Regions from separate parts of the Mus musculus genome. Here region 1 is linked to region 2. The links are chromatin loops, found by intact Hi-C in ENCODE. Cell type or tissue: gastrocnemius. All regions are shown on one strand. Links, peaks and the distances in the headings refer to the core of each region. The heading gives the core; the rest is flanking DNA.

Region 1 (8,332 bases), core at 79-8,078, 50 kb after region 2:
AAGAAAGAAAGAAAGAAAGAAAGAAAGAAAGATAGGAAGAAAGGAAAAGATGCTGGCCCTGGATGAGGAAGACTTCTTTCTGCTCATTTACCACACCAGACTTATAAAAGCTCCTTTTTGTCAGATGGAGGCACACATCTTTAATCCCAGCACTGGGGAAGCAGAGGCGGGCAGATTTCTGAGGTCCAGGCCAGCCTGGTCTACAAAGTGAGTTCCAGGACAGCCAGGGCTACACAGAGAGACCCTGTCTCTAATTAATCAATTAATTGATTAATAAGAGTGCTTTTGTGTTTTGTGCACTTAGTCATCTTGGGGGACAGTAGCCCCTCCACTCGTCTCCTGGGGGTAAACATTTTAATAAACTTGATTTTTTTCCCCCCTTCAACCCTTGACTTCTGAGTCTCGTTGGGACCAAAGGTTGTGGCCAGAGGGGTGAGCAGATAGGACGGCCACATAAGCCACCCAGAGCCTAAGCTTGGCAGATTTGGGTCACGGTGGCTTGCTCTGTAAGGTGAGCAGAGAAACGTGCTGAATCACTTCATACAGCCCATTCTCTTGCCTGGGAGCAGAGGAGTGAATATTCTGCATCGCAGCTCGCCCTTGAGTGAGAGGGGCACAGGGGGAAAAAAGGGTTCAGTGCACCAACCTCCCTTGTACTGTTTGCCTCAGTAACGACAGTGGCTAAGATTCACAGAGTCTGTGCGCGTGCGTGCGTGCGTGGCTTTACGCTCTCCTTGTTCTCCTGTCACCCTGTCACCCGTAGCAATAGCACACACACACACACACACACATTCACAGTCTCAGTGTACAGCGATAGGACTGAAGCCTTGAGAGACTAAATGGCTCTTTCCAGAATCTCCAAGTCGCCAGTCGCAGAGCCAGAAATCACATCCAAGTGTCTGACTGTATAATCCATTCTCTGAACCACTCAAGCAATAAAACAATGTCAATGCAGGGGCAGGCTGCAGGAAAACACGGGGTCTAACGAGATTTTCGTGGTCAATAGATGCAAACAACGGATTTGGCCAAAATGCTCCTACCAGTAAATCAAGCTCCAAGTCAAACAGAACAAGGGGAGTTAGAGCAAGTCCATCCTGAAGGTCTTGATAGGCGAATTCTTAGGGGAGCTTTGCCTCTCTCCTCCCCGCTCTCATCTGATTGCCCTCGAGAGCAAGACCCGAGGCCCTCACCCATTCCCAGTGCATGGCTGTCTGGAGATTCCGATCCGAGGGAGCCGGAAGTCTGCGTTCCATCCTGCCCTAGTGCTTTTAGTGCTGGAACCGCAATCAGAGATTTCTCTAAGGCCGTCTCTGTCTTCCATATCATCCCAGGATGGCAGTTCAAGTGGCTAGGGACTGCTCTGCCAGCCAGGAGCTTTTCCTCCATGGCATATGGAGGAAGGAAAGGAGCTTCAGGTTAGAAGCTGAAGGCTCGGGGACTCAGGTGCCTGAGACTCTTTCCAGACCTGGAACTTTAAGGAGAGAGCTGCTTACCTCGGAGTGACTGACTCTGCGGGGAGAAGGGCCTGTCAGGTCTCGTTGGAAACAGAGTGTGCCAACCTGCTCCAGGGTGGTGTTGGTGGCTCCCTAAAGAATATCCACTGTGAGACAGTTGCCCTGCGGGGTGAGCAAGAAGCCAAAGCAGGGGTGTCAGGCATCCTGCCTCTCACCTGCAGACGATATTCAGCCAAGACTCAGGACGCTATGGAATCATTCCAATGGGGTTTGAGTGTTTTTGTTCCTTGCCAACACCCGCCCCCCCCCGCCCCTACCCTTGCTGTGGCTGCCTCTGTCCGTCCCCATCCCCACCCCCCCACCTCCCCACCCCCACCCCCACCCCACTAAGCCCCGTTTGCTTTTTTTTTTTTTTTTTGAGTTTTTCGAGACAGGGTTTCTCTGTGTATCCCTGACTGTCCTGGAACTCACTTAGTAGACCAGGCTGGCCTCGAACTCAGAAATCTGCCTGCCTCTGCCTCCGAAGTGCTGGAATTAAAGGCGTGCGCCACCACGCCCAGCTCCCCGTTTACTTTTTTTGACTAGAGCAAAGTTCTACAACAACTACTGTAGCTTACCACCCAGAGATTAATTAAATCCAGTGTATATTAGTTCGGCTTTTTTTTTTTAAAGATTTTATTTATTATATCTAAGTACACTGTAGCTGTCTTCAGATACACCAGAAGAGGGCGTCAGATCTCATTACGGATGGTTGTGAGCCACCATGTGGTTGCTGGGATTTGAACTCAGGGCCTTTGGAAGAGCAGCCAGTGCTCTTAACCTCTGAGCCATTTCTCCAGCCCCTCCCCCTTTAAAAAAAATCAAATGACAGTTAAAATACCAAAACAGAACTTGTTTCTACTTTGGATTTAAAATACAAAATGTGCAGTGGTGGCACATGTTTTTAATCCCAGCACTCCAGAGGCAGAGGCAGAGGCAGAGGCAGAGGCAGAGGCAGAGGCAGAGGCAGAGGCAGAGGCAGAGGCAGAGGCAGAGGCAGAGGCAGAGGCAGAGGCAGAGGCAGAGGCAGAGGCAGAGGCAGAGGCAGAGGCAGAGGCAGAGGCAGAGGCAGAGGCAGAGGCAGAGGCAGATCTCTGTGTTTGAGGCTGGAATGATCTCCAGGGCAGCCACGGTGACACACAGAGAAATCCTGTCTCGAAAAACCGAAATGACAACAATAAAAAATTATAATAAATCTAAATAATTCAAAATGTACAAAAATGGATCCAGAGAAGTTCAAAAGCTTGAATTTTTCTGAAGGCTATTCACATCCGGGTCCTGGAACCTATCCAGCTCCCTCGGTGCCTTCCTCAAGATGTTGTTTAATAAGGGAAGATTTACTAACCTTCCAGCATGCCTTCTACATTCATGGCTTATTTTTGACCTCCTGACGCTTTCCTTTCCCCACCCCAGGAGACAATAAACTCCACCACAACAGGAATTTTTGTGCTATGCACACGCACTTGGACTACTGCCTAACACAACTCAGACGCCAAGAATGTCTGTGGAATGGATGAGTGTATCAGAGGTAGTGAGCATATTGTTTTTCTGACATTATGGATTCAGTGTGTGTGTGTGTGTGTGTGTGTGTGTGTGTGTTCTGCACTTTGGTGTAAGATCCATTGCCTTCTGTAGGCCACAGTGAAAAACTTCAGACAGCCCCTGCCATGACATGGATAATCCTACAACTAAGAGCAAATGAAATGTACATATACTGGGCCAGCAACTCTCAATGACATGGGCATCTTGTGGAGAGGTGGGTTTGGATTCAGCCAGTTGAAAGAGAATATGAGGCCTTACATTTTCACCATACTTTCAGGTAGGTCCATGAAAAAATGCATTTTTTATGTTTAATTCTCTTAGATTTATTTATTTTATGTGCACAAGGGTTTTGCCCTGTGTATGTGTATGCACCACATTTGTGCCCAATGCCTGAGAAGGTCAAAGAGGGTGTTGGATCCCTTTAAACTGAATTTCTTTTTAAAGATTTATTATTTATCTATTATATGTAAGTACACTGTCGCTGTCTTCAGACACACCAAAAGAGGGCATCCCATTTCATTACAGATGGTTTTGAGTTACCATATGGTTGCTGGGATTTGAACTCAGGACCACCGGAAGAGCAGTCAGTGCTCTTAACTGCTGAGCCATCTCTCCAGCCCTTTAAACTGAATTTATGGATGGTTGTGGACTGGGAACTGAACTTGAGTCCTGCCTAAGAGCAACAAATACTCTTACTGCTGAGCCATTTTTCCAGCTCATATCATGGAAAAAAAACCCACAAATTTACTGATAGACAGGCCCACACTAGCATTATTAAATTGGTACATCTGAGATTGAACTCAACGTCTCACGTCTACGGCTTCTTTGTACGTGTGTGTGTGTGTGTGTGTGTGCACAATTTTACATACATGGAGGTCAAAGGTCAACATGTGAACTTGGCTCTCTCACTTTATCATATACGTTCGGGAAGTTGTGGGTTCCCCAAGCGTTGCCTCTGTTCCCAGAGCTGTCTTGCCGTCCTTCTCTGCAGCTTTTAAAAGCTCCCCAGGTGGTTCCAGCATGTTACCAGAAATGGACGGTGCTTGCTGAAAGTGAGTAGAGAGACCAGATATTGATGTCTTTATACCCTGGGCCTGGAACAAGTATTAACTGAGGTCACTGGGAACTGAGATGCTGGTATCAGAGAGAAAATATTGGACAAAGCAAAGGCTGTGGAGTCAGGAAGGGGATTGGGAGGTGAAGGGAGGAACTCTGAAGGTTCCATATTTATGGGAACATCCGCGAACCCATGTCATGCCCTTTCAGAACCAAGAGCAGCCTGTGTCTTCATCTATCACTAGGTCAGGGCTCTCGGGAGAGCTGCTCAGCAGGTCCTGTTCACACGCCCCTGGGCCATTCAGTTTTCAAAACCTTACTAGGGCATAGAGAGGATTGGTTTGCTGCCAGTGTCTCCCACATGCCTGCCTCCTCTGCCGCGCTGGATTAAGAGCCAGAAGAGCCACTGAGGTCAGCAGCGCCTATACTGTTAAAGTACCATGGAGTCCTGAGTCCCGGCGCCCCCTGGTGGACATCTAGAGTAAGGATAGTGTTCTTCCAGCTGTCTAGCTGCATTTCAGCACTTATCAGTCATTATCATGGTCAGGAGGTCCGGATGTAGTTTAGCCTAACATACAGTCTCCAGCACTGAAAAAGCTGGGTGTGATGAGCCCTGCCTGTAATCCCAGCACTTGGGAGGTAGAGGCAGGAGGGTAAATTTAAGGTCATGTTCTGCTACACAGGGAGTTGGAGGTCAGCAAAACTACAGGAGATAATTGTTTCAAAAAACAAAACTTCTGGAAATCCAAGATTAACTAATCGTGCCAAGAACTGTCCTTAGAGCTTCATGGACTCTCAAACCCTTGGAGCCCCGCTTTCTGCGAACCCCACTCAGTGGCGGTCAGCACTCACCTAGTGCTGAGGTTTTAGGGGTTCGATTGGTTTTTGTTTTGTTTTTCTCACCTGTGTACCTGCAGCTCCTCTCTTTGCTCAACTTTCCTCAATTATTTTTTTTAAGATTTAGTTATTTATTATATATAAGTACACTGTAGCTCTCTTTAGACACACCAGAAGAAGACATCGGATCCCATTACAGATGGTTGTGAGCCACCATGTGGTTGCTGGGAATTGAACTCAGGACCTCTGGAAGAACAGTCAGTGCTCTTAACCACTGAGCCATCTCTCCAGCCCAACTTTCCTCAATTATAATGAAGACACTAACCAACCCTTTGCTGCGTTTCTCCTTCTGCCCCAGTGATGCCCATCCCGGGCCACCCATTCTTGCAGTCTCTTTTGGCTCCTCTGGATAATTTAGTAAGCTCTGCTCTGACACTCTATTACACCTGAGCTAATTAGGTGCACACATGTTACTCTCCCTGCACCCCTGGATGCCCTCCTGGTACCAGCATTCAGCTGACTGCCAGGCATTTCCGTTTGGTCACATGAACCTGAGGCGTGAACAATATCCCAAATGCAAATCCAGCATCGTACCCCACCCCTGTCTCTCTCACTGAACCAGAAACCAGACCCTGGGTCTTCTTATTTGTTTTGTGTTTGAGACAGGGTCTTACTATGTAGTTCTGGCTGTCCTGGAACTCACAGAGATCCACCTGCCTCTGCATTCTGAGTGCTGGGATTAAAGGTATGTGCCACCAGTCTGGTTCTTGGCAGCTTCTTTCCCCCTTCCGTGCGCTACAGCAGCTTCCGTTCCTCAGGGCTCCAGCCTCTAACTTCACTTCTTTGGCTTCAGTCCACCCAGAGAAACAGGAGTCCCAAGCCCTTGCCTCCTCTCCAGTAGTTTTCATTCAAATGGTAATTACACACCTTTGAAATGCCAGATGTGACAGGAAGAGAAGCCTTCACCAGCCCAGCCAGCCTGGTCCTCAGATCCTCTCTCAGAGGAATTACAAGAGATAACAGCTGCCTTAGCTACACCCCTGAACGATGTCATTAAGGTGAGTGTTCTTTAGATGACCCTGCTGACTCTGGACCTCCCTGTTAATTGCTGTTAATCTTCCTAAACCTCAATTTCATCACATCCCTCTCTTGCTTCTTAGGGCTGCTCCCTGGTAATCCCAAACAGGGTAAGACCCATGGGATTGACTCATGACAGTAACAGAGTGGGAAATCAGGTACCCAGGGGTCAACAGGGTGACAATAGAAGCCAAGGCAGGTCTGTGAGTTAACCTCTAGTCACGGCAATTGGCATGTCAGAAACCAGGGAGGTGGGGTTGGAGAGATGGCTCAACGGTTAAGAGCCTTGACTGCTCTTCCAGAGGTCCTGAGTGCAATTCCTAGCAACCACATGGTGGCTCACAACCATCTGTAATGAGATCTGATGCCTTCTGGTGTGTCTGAAGACAGCAACAGTGTACTCATATACATAAAATAAATCAATAATAAAAAGAAAGAAAGAAAGAAAGAAAGAAAGAAAGAAAGAAAGAAAGAAAGAAAAATGAAGGAAGGAAGGAAGGAAGGAAGGAAGGAAGGAAGGAAGGAAGGAAGGAAGGAAGGAATAAAGAAACCGGGGAGGTGAATCCCCAAGAGTGAGGGCGCTGACCTATGTATCACTTCTGTGAGAACAACCATGTGCCTAACAAGCCAGCAAGTTCCTGGAATGTTACTTTATTCATCTGTTGTGGTTTGAATAAAAATGGCCCCCATGGGTCCCCACAGGGAATGGCACTATTAGGAGGTATGCCCTTGTTAGAGTAGCTGTGGTCTTGTTGGAGGAAGTGTGTCACTAGGGATGGGCTTTGAGAGTTCAGAAGCTCAAGACAGACCTAGTCTTCCTGCTACCCACCAGTCCAGATGTAGAACTTTCCACTCCTTCTCCAGCATGCTGTCGGCCTGCCTGTTGCCATACTTCCCTCCATGATGATAATGGTCCTCCAAAACTGTAAGCCAGTCCCAATTAAATGCTTTCCTTTCCAAGAGTCATTTTGGTCATGGTGTCTCATCACAGCAATAACTAAGACACCATCCAAGACACCTTAGTAGCAGTGGCTTCAGAGGAACACCACCTGGGCAATCAGGACATGCACTCAGGTTTGGAAGGCTGTCCGCAGGGTAAACTGAGGCAGGCCACCTGCAGCAGCTCGGATGAAAAGATAAGGTGCCCTGTGTTTTGTCTGCTTATTGGTTGGTTACTAATTGTTTATTGAAAGCAGTGGAAGAGTCCATGGGGCCAAGAATGCCAGTCCTAAGGTTCCATCAATAAAAGTAACAGTGCCACCGGGCATGGTGGCACGCGCCTTTAATCCCAGCACTCGGGAGGCAGAGGCAGACAGATTTCTGAGTTTGAGGCCAACCTGGTCTACAGAGTGAGTTCCAGGACAGCCAGGGCTATACAGAGAAACCCTGTCTTGAAAAACCAAAAAAGAAAAAAGAAAAAAAAAGAAAAGAAAAGAAACAATGCCAACTTCTTTGGTGCTTTTCATATTCAAAAGAAAAAGTAGCCATCACCCTAGGCTGGTAAATTGGACTCTTTCAGGCTGAGGGAAGAAGTTACTTCCCAGGTAGAGACAGTATGTATACTCAGAGATGCGGTATGGAGTAGACAAAGCCTTCCAGTTTGCACAGGTTCTTGCTGGCGAGACCCAGGCCTAGTGGCAGCATGCCCAAGTGGGTCCAAGAGCAAGCTGGGAATTTGGGCCCCTGCCCAACCATTCATCAATCAAAAACAAGGCTGGGCCCTACCCTCTTCACCCCCTCCCAGAGGTCTCCAGCTCACCAGTAGGTGGAGTGTGAGCATGAATACAAGCTCAGTGCTGTGAAGTACAGGTGACCCAAACACAGGCAAGTGACTCTGCTGTGGCCAAGCTGTGGATGGAGGTTTCCAGGAGGAAATAACCAATCCCATGGACTAACTTCGGGCTACATGGCAAGCAAAACCTATACTGGGCACAGTCGCACTTCTGTGTGTCCAAATTTTCTTGTCTAGCATTGCTTTATTTATATGTTTGCTTGCTTGTTTATGTACTTATTTATTTGAGATAATAGTATCTCTCTTCCTAGTCCTAGATGTCCTGAGCTCACAGAGACTCTCCTGACTCTGCACCCCCCCTTCCCGCCCCAAGTGCTGGAATTAAAGCCATCTTTTTCATATTGTTTTACAAATCTATTTCTTTTTTCTCAGATTTATTTTTATTATGTATGTGAGTACACTGTAGCTATCTTCAGACACCAGAAGAGGGCATCAGATCCCATTACAGATGGTTGTAAGCCACAATGTGGTGGCTGGGAATTGAACTCAGGACCTCTGGAAGAGCAGTCAGTGCTCTTAACCGCTGAGCCAGCTC
Region 2 (8,332 bases), core at 127-8,126:
GTCATGGCTGGCCTCTACATCTCTACTCTCTCCCCCCTCTCTCTGCCTTTCTCTGCCTCTACTACCCTCTTAACTCCCTTCCCCATGCCCTGAATAAACTCTATTCTATACTATTCAGTCTTGTGGCTGGTCCCTCAGGGGTGGGGGGAGGTATGCCTTGGCATGGGCCTGCTGAGGCACCCCCTCCCCCATACCTCACCACACCCCCATAGAACATATTCTTATAACTCTTTATCTTTTTATAAACACATCACAGAGTGCTTAAAGTAGAAAACAAATCCTAGGGACAGAAAGAAAATTGGTGGCCACCAGGGCCTGAGGACATTGGGAGTTAATGGTAGAGCCAGAGTTTTGCATTAACTGAGCACTTAAATGATAACAATGGTAAATCCTAACCTACATGTGGTTTACGGTAAAAAAAAAACAAAACATTTAGCTGGACATGATGTCACATGCCCCTAATCTCAGCCCTTGGGTGGCTAAGGCAGGAGAATTAGAGTTTGAGGTCATCAGGGGTAGCCTGTGAGAACCTGTGTATAAAACAACACACACACACACACACACACACACACACACACACACTTCTGAAATGTGTTTACTCAAAGATATTGGAGTAGATAAGGCATCATCTTTAAGGTTAGCATGGAGCACAGGTTCTCCTGAGGACCAAGGGGGGTTCCTGGAGCCAGGCAGGGTCCCCCAAGGCCTACCAGCTCTGTGGGGTCAGAGCAGAGCTACCCTCATCCAAAGCTTTCCACAGTTCCTGGCTAGAGATCTTGGTGGCACAGATTTCAGTCTAGCAGGTTCAGGGTAGAGCTTCCAGGTACTGCTGGCTTGAGCTGCTGGCCTCACATGATTTTTTTTTAAAGATTTATTTATTTATTTATTTATTTATTTATTTTAATTTTTTTTTTTCTGAGACAGGGTTTCTCTGTATAGCCTTGGCTATCCTGGAACTCACTTTGTAGACCAGGCTGGCCTCGAACTCAGAAATCCACCTGCCTCTGCCACCCAAGTGCTGGGATTAAAGGCGTGCGCCACCACGCCCATCAAGATTTATTTATTTTACATATATGAGTACACTGTAGCTGTCTCCAGACACACCAGAAGAAGACATTGGATCCCATTACAGATCCCATTATAGATGGCTGTGAGCCACCATGTGGGTGCTGGGAATTGAACTCAGGTCCTCTGGAAGAGCAGTCAGTGCTCTTAACCACTGAGCCATCTCTGCAGCCCTCACATGATCATTTTTTCTAGGATAGGGGTAAACAAACTGATGCATCTAGCCCATGTGTGGGGGTCCCTCCAAAGCCCTGGAGGGGTTTCCCCAGTTCCTCACAACAGGTGGCTCTTTCCCTCCCTCAGATGCCAGAGAAGGGCCAATCAGTGGAAAGCCACACATTCCCCAGGGCCATCCTGGTGGTGGCTGTAGAAAAGTGAGACATCTTCAAAACAGCTCCAGAAAAGACAGCTGAAGCAAGGGCGTCTCCTCACCGGGAGACCAGAGGAAAGGCTGTGCAGCCTTGAGAGCTGAGCTCTGCCAGTCTACAGCCACCATCCTGTGAGGCCCCACCCCCTCTCACGTTCCCCGGGATCTTTAAAAATACCTTAAGAATCTCAGTTCTTTCCTTTAGAAACATACAGACTCGAGAAAAAGAGATCTACTTTCCTGAAAATACATTCATAAACACGTCAAAATAATTCATTAAAAACGTAGAAATGAGCCCGGCGGTGGTGGCGCACGCCTTTAATCCCAGCACTTGGGAGGCAGAGGCAGGTGGATTTCTGAGTTCGAGGCCAGCCTGGTCTACAAAGTGAGTTCCAGGACAGCCAGGGCTACACAGAGAAACCCTGTCTCAAAAAAAACAAAAACAAAACAAAACAAAAAAAAACATAGAAATGCGTGGAGAGCCGTGAGCAATTGCCATCACAAGCCTCCGCTGTGCCTAACTGGTAAACAAGTAATGTGCGCAGGTGCAAGAGTAAATTCGTGCGAAGTTACTGCCCATCCCGGGGCGTAGTAGTGGGGTAATGAGTGAGCAGCTAATCAGGAGCTGACATGTCACATGGAGGGGTATATAAGCAGCATCATTTTCCTTGTTTGGGGTTGTTCTTCTTTCGCCTATGCAATCAATGCTCTCCCAGTAAACGTGTGCAGAAGGATCCTGTTGCAGCGTCATTCTTCCTGGCCAGTTGAGCGTGTGCAAGAGAAATGTTAACAAAATAATGTCTTACACAACAAGAGTTTATCCACAGAAGGCAAAGTATGTAGTGTTTCAAGGATGTTCAAGATGAAAAGTCAGTAGCATAAAACGTGAACAATTTAAAAGTAGTTTACAGTGCTGGAGATATTGGATCAGTAGATGAGAGAGTCTGCTACTCTTGCAGAGGAACCATGTTCTGTTCCCAGAACTTACCTGTGGTTGCTCACAGTTTCCTGGAATCCGGTTCCAGGGGAGCTGACGCGCTCTTCTCGTCTCAGACACATACGCATACACACAGGAAATCATACATACATACATACATACATACATACATACATACATACATACATGCACAGACATACAGGCAAACACTCATGCATATAAAATAAAAATAAATAAATCTTAAAAAAATAAGAAGCAGTTTATAATTTAACATTCACCAGATGTACTTATTTTTATAAGATTAATACATACATGTCTGCACAGATAAAACTAATATATCAAGTTTCACGTATTTTTCTGACTAATTAACTTTTCTAATGCGCTCTGCTGACTGTCCCAATTCTACAATGGGCATTACAGCAGTCATAAAAAACAACAAAGAGTAGCCAGGCGTGGTGGTGCACGCCTTTAATCCCAGCACTCAGAGGCAGAGGCAGGCGGATTTCTGAGTTCAAGGCCAGCCTGGTCTACAGAGTGAGTTCCAGGACAGCCAGGGCTGTACAGAGAAACCCTGTCTCGAAAAAACAAAAACAAAAACAAAACAAAACAAAACAAAACAGCCCTGACTGCTCTTCCAGAGGTTCTGAGTTCAAATCCCAGCAACCACATGGTGGCTTAAAACCATCCGTAATGGGATCTGATGCCCTCTTCTGGGGTGTCTGAAGACAGCTACAGTGTACTTACATATAATAAACAAACAAACAAACTTTAACAAACAAAAACCAAAGAAGACAAATAGAAGGAAGGTCAACACAGCACAAGGGAGTAGTGCCGGGACTTCCGGTGGAGTCGCTGCGTGCTCTGCCTGAGCCTTTAATATCCTAGCACTTAACTCCTGGAGCACTGGTTTCTCTCCCTGGCTCTGGTTGGCCTCCTTCAGAGCCTCCATAACTGTCCATAGAAACAGGGTTCTAATGTCCTTTCTCTTTGCATTAGACCCTAGCTGATCCCCGTTTTGTACCAGATGGTAGGCGAACATATTCCTTCCCAAGTTTACCTGGGCTGAGTCCCTACCAGCAGGGTTTAGACTCTTAAATGATTTGCTGGGAAACGACTTCATACAACCTTAGCCCCCTACACTCTCAAATTTAACTCAAATGGGTAGTGTCTCATCTTACCGGTAGGTGGCGCTGTCGACACAAACGTGCAATTGCTCAGGTTCTGCAGATCAGTTTCAAGCAATCCTTGATACAGAGTATCCAAATATAAGGCCCTGGGAGCAAAGGTACTATCTACTACCTCCACTACTTACATCTGTCTCATACATGTTTGAGAAACGGAATAAATTTAAGGAAAAACCGCACAGTTTAGTTTCTCATCTTAGCATTTTACCTGGCGGCGGCTGGCAGCTGCGGGACCGCCATTGAGAACTCCTGCATCCAGAAGCCAGGGGAGCCATTCTCCAAGTTCAAAGTTCCATAAAAACTAAATTGCTTCAAATTAAAAACACCTTTTGCCTCCAAAGTGCAAGGGGGGGGGCATGCTAGATTCTTCTTTCCCTTTGGCCACACTATTGTTAAGTGGATCAATCCAGCTTAAAGAGAGTGTCCTCCTCCACCCCCATCTACAGACCAAAAGGAACCCAGCAGGCTTGTTATTCACCAGGATATGAGAAGCACCTTCAAACCTTCAACCTCTCTCCCCCAAACCCCAACAAAAAGAGAATGGGTCAGGAGCAAGCCAGTCCATTCTGTGAGCTAACAGCTAACCACTGAAACACGGTCACCCCATGTCACTTTCCTGGTAATTTTATTATCTACCAAGTCAGCAGAGTCGCTTTCTGGGGAACCACCTCCCTGGGTACACAATGACACAGAGCATTTGCCATTTTGCCACAATGATGTCACTCCCAGGGGCACAGACTGTCTATTCAGCTTGTGTTCTGTCAACAGGGCTGACAGATTGCCCAACAAACCCTGAGTTTATTCCCCAGGCTGGGTAAACCCGAATCGGCTTCTGCTACACACAGTAACATTGCAAGAGCTAGCAGGTTGACCAGGCAAAAACCAACAGGAAGACCTGGGGTGTAGGAAACACAGCCAAAACAGTGCATTGCATTCCTGATTCATTCTCTCTCTCTCTCTCTCTCTCTCTCTCTCTCTCTCTCTCTCTCTCTCTCTCTCTCTCACACACACACACACACACACACACACACACACACACACAAACAACCGCAGTGTCCTGCTCCTACAAAAGCCTTCTGAAATACACTCTTTACAACAGATTCTTACATGCTGGCAACTCACGCAACAGTGTTTTGTTTGTTTGTTTGTTTGTTTTTTGTTTTTTTTTAAGTTTTCTTAAATAGAGTTAAAAAATGATCTATAGGGCTGGAGAGATGGCTCAGCAGTTAAGAGCACTGACTGTTCTTCCAAAGGTCCTGAGTTCAATTCCCAGCAACCACATGGTGGCTCACAACCATCCATAATGAGATCTGACGCCCTTTTCTGGTGTGTCTGAAGACAGCTACAGTGCACTCACATATGATGAATGAATGGATCTTTAAAGTTAAAAAAAATGATCTATAAGATATCTCTGAGTGTAACAAAACAAACACACAAACAAAACAACAACAACAAACTGTTGTTGCCAAAAGCGGCCTTGTTGGTTTGTTAAGGCAAACTGAGAGCATTAGGGTGGAGATTGGGGCAGAGTGGCTGATGCTTGATGCTAAGCTCCTGATTTGTCAGAACCGGCAGGATTCGTTTAGTGGGTGGCCTGTCACTCGGCAGAATGTCCTCTCTGCCTTACTGAGCTCTAGTGCCCAGAGCCATGCTCTCCAGGTAAAGCCACTCTTTCCTTCCAAAAGATCAGCAGGCCAGACGACACTTACTCTATTATCTTATGTGCGTGGACTTGACCTGCATCCTTGGTCTTTGCACCGTGTGTCTGTCTCCCTCACACCTGCAGAGGCCAGAAGAGAATCAGATGCCCTAGAAGTGGAGTTATAGATGGTTGAATTGCCATGCAATAACTTAGAATTGATCCCGTGTCCTCTGGAAGAGCAGCCAGTGCTCTTTTTTTTTTTTTTTTTTTTTTTTTTTTTTAAGTTTTTTTCGAGACAGGGTTTCTCTGTATAGCCCTGGCTGTCCTGGAACTCACTCTGGAGACCAGGCTGGCCTCGAACTCAGAAATCCGCCTGCCTCTGCCTCCCAAGTGCTGGGATTAAAGGCATGTGCCACCACGCCTGGCTTTTTTTTTTTTTAAATGCTGCTGTCTTCTCCTTCTTTTAAAGGTTTTGTTTATTAAGAGTCTCACTATGTAGCCTGAACTGGCCTGGACCTTAAGCTGTAGACTAGGCTGGGCTCAAACTCACCTGCCTCTACCTCTCGATTACTGAGATTGAAGATTGCCACCACGCCCCCTTATTGTTTTAAATGATGCCTGTCTGTGTGTGGGCGTGCACACGTGGCATGCAGTGCCTGTGGAGACCAGAAGAGGGTTTTGGAGCCACTGGAGATGGAGTCACAGCAGTTCTAAGTCACTGTATGTGGTATTGGGAACCTAACTCAGATCCTCAGTAAGACCAGTATAAATTCTTTAATTACTGCAGCAGCAGCTCCCGTCCCAGACTAAATGGCTTGTTGTTGTTGTTGTTGTTGTTTTGAGATGAAGAACATCTGAAAAAATAAAATAAAAAAAAAAAAGGACTTGAGGCCCCATACAGCCTATTTCCCCATTCATGACGTGACCTACAACTATTTTTAGAGTTTGAAAATTTGATTTTTGTTTAACTAACAAGTTTCCTCCATTCTAGGTAAGGGATCTATACCATGAGTTGAACTTTAGATTCTAGGCATCTTAACTAGAATCCATCTTTTTTATACTTCTTTAAGACATCATACCGCAATTAATAGTATAATTAGGGTTTGCATGGCAAAGGACCACACACATTGCATAGTGTGACATGGGGCTGCCTGGGATCCCAGGTCTGAGGCAGCTTTCTCATTTATGTGAAGGCTTCTACATCTCCCTCCTCTAACACACACACACACACACACACACACACACACACAAGCCACACCATCATATACATAGACACAGTCATACATATATACACACACAGCCACACACCACACATATACACACTCATACACACAGACACTCTCACATATCACATACACTCATACAGAAACACACTCACTCACATATCCACACACTTATCACACACACACCTAGGCATATACACACACATCTACAAACCAAACATATATACATGCACGTACCACATCCCAGACACACACATGACATATACACACACGACATGTACACACATACACAGCACACACATACACTTTTTTCCTTTCTGTAAGATTTATTTTATGTATATGGGTAACCCGTTGCTCTCTTCAAACACACCAGAAGAGGGCATTGGATCACATTATAGGTGATTGTGAGCCACCATGTGGTTGCTGGGACTTGAACTCAGGACTTCTGGAGGAGCAGTCAGTCCACTTGCTGCACTGCCCACTTGCCGCCATTTCCTGTCTCCAGAGGGTGAAGAACAGTCAGCCTGGGACAACATCTGCCTGAAATCTGCAGCTGGCTATTCCAGAACTCAGCAGGACACGGCCCCTGGGCACAGTCCACCAGTCCCTTTAACTGCAGCATGGTGGGCTCTGAAGGCTCCATCCCCCAGAGCTGCCGTGCTTCTGGCCCACTGCAGTCAAGAGCACCAGCATGATTCAGCACCCTGAGTGTTTCTGCGGGCTGTTTTTAAATAGTGTCAAGTCCCATAAGCAGACCTTGAACTTGGTTCTGGCTTCAATGCCTGAGTGCCTCCCTTCCCTGCCTGGTAGCACTATGCCTCCCTCCAATGTCTTTAACGAATCCCAGCTGTCCATTTACTTTCCGTGATTTATCTTGCTTCCTAAAGCTTATATCATCTGTAGGATTCAAAGGAGCTTCCTGGATCTAGTTGCTTCCTAAAAGTCAGCAAGAGATTAGTAATCTTACATTTAAAAAGATCCACAGATATTAATAGGTAATTCACAGAGAAAGGGAACATGAGAGAGTTTACTTGTTCCTTGTTATTGGGGGGGCTGTGTGTGTGTGTGTGTGTGTGTGTGTGTGTGTGGACACATGTGAAGTTAGAGGACTGACTTTTGGGATTCTGTTCTCTCCTTCCACCATGGGTTCCACGACTCAAAATCAGGTTACCAGGCCTGCACAGTAAACGCCTTCAACCACGGAGTCATCTACTTGGCCGCCCTTTTCTGTTTGTTTTTGAGACAGGCTCTTATGATGAAACCCAGCCCCGGGTTGACCTGGGACCTACGCCGATCCTCCTGCTTTGGCTTCCGGAATGCTGAGATTACAGACAGGCACCGGCACTCCTGGCCTCAGCTTACTTTTTATTTACTTATTTTACAGTGGTGCTGAGGGTTCGAATCCAGGTTCCATGCCTGTGCAGAGCACTGTTCCCACTGCAACATCTCGTCTAGCTCAAATTACTTTAAAAAATGTGTTTGTGTGTCTATTTTGCTTACACATAAGTATATGCACTGCATGTGTGTGTGGTGATCACAGTGGTCAGGCATCAGATCCCCTGCAAATGGAATTACAGCTGGTTGTGAGCTGCCACGTAGGTGGCCTCAAGAGCAGTAAATACTTCTAACCCCTGGGCCATCTCTCCAGTCCCACAACTTACTTTTTGAGAAGTCTACTTACTCTGGAGAGGCATGCAAACGGAAAACTCCCACCACGATCTGCCACCAGGCAGTCTGGGTAGGGCCAGGGAGCTGCTTACGACGCGGCCACAACTCTCACTGCTGGTGGAACCACTGAACAATCTCACAGTCTCCATCACGGCCCTGGAGCTCACTACCCACAACGCCTCATCCAGTCTCGCCAGTGAGAACATTGCACACACCCAGATTACTGCCACAGTGGCTGTAACTGCT

Evidence for each region. Peaks named below come from ENCODE experiments on the same cell type or tissue, not always from the same donor. Only the 100,000 strongest peaks of a DNase experiment are listed, where the experiment ranks them.
Region 1: a loop joins it to region 2, with 8 times the contacts of the local background. A loop is called at or near these places in 32 of 42 quality-filtered maps.

Annotation. Positions count from the first base shown.
Region 1 is chr16:32,634,888-32,643,219 of GRCm38, reverse strand. No RefSeq gene overlaps it. Among named protein-coding and RNA genes, the nearest start is that of Tnk2, 5.6 kb to the left of the region's middle. In gastrocnemius, for the core only: CTCF peaks have their summits at 4,563 (motif pointing left) and 7,753; DNase peaks (open chromatin) are centred at 2,853, 4,538 and 7,681; H3K27ac peaks cover 248 bases.
Region 2 is chr16:32,684,935-32,693,266 of GRCm38, reverse strand. No RefSeq gene overlaps it. Among named protein-coding and RNA genes, the nearest start is that of Gm34766, 9.6 kb to the left of the region's middle. In gastrocnemius, for the core only: no CTCF peak of the experiment used is centred there; a DNase peak (open chromatin) is centred at 3,555.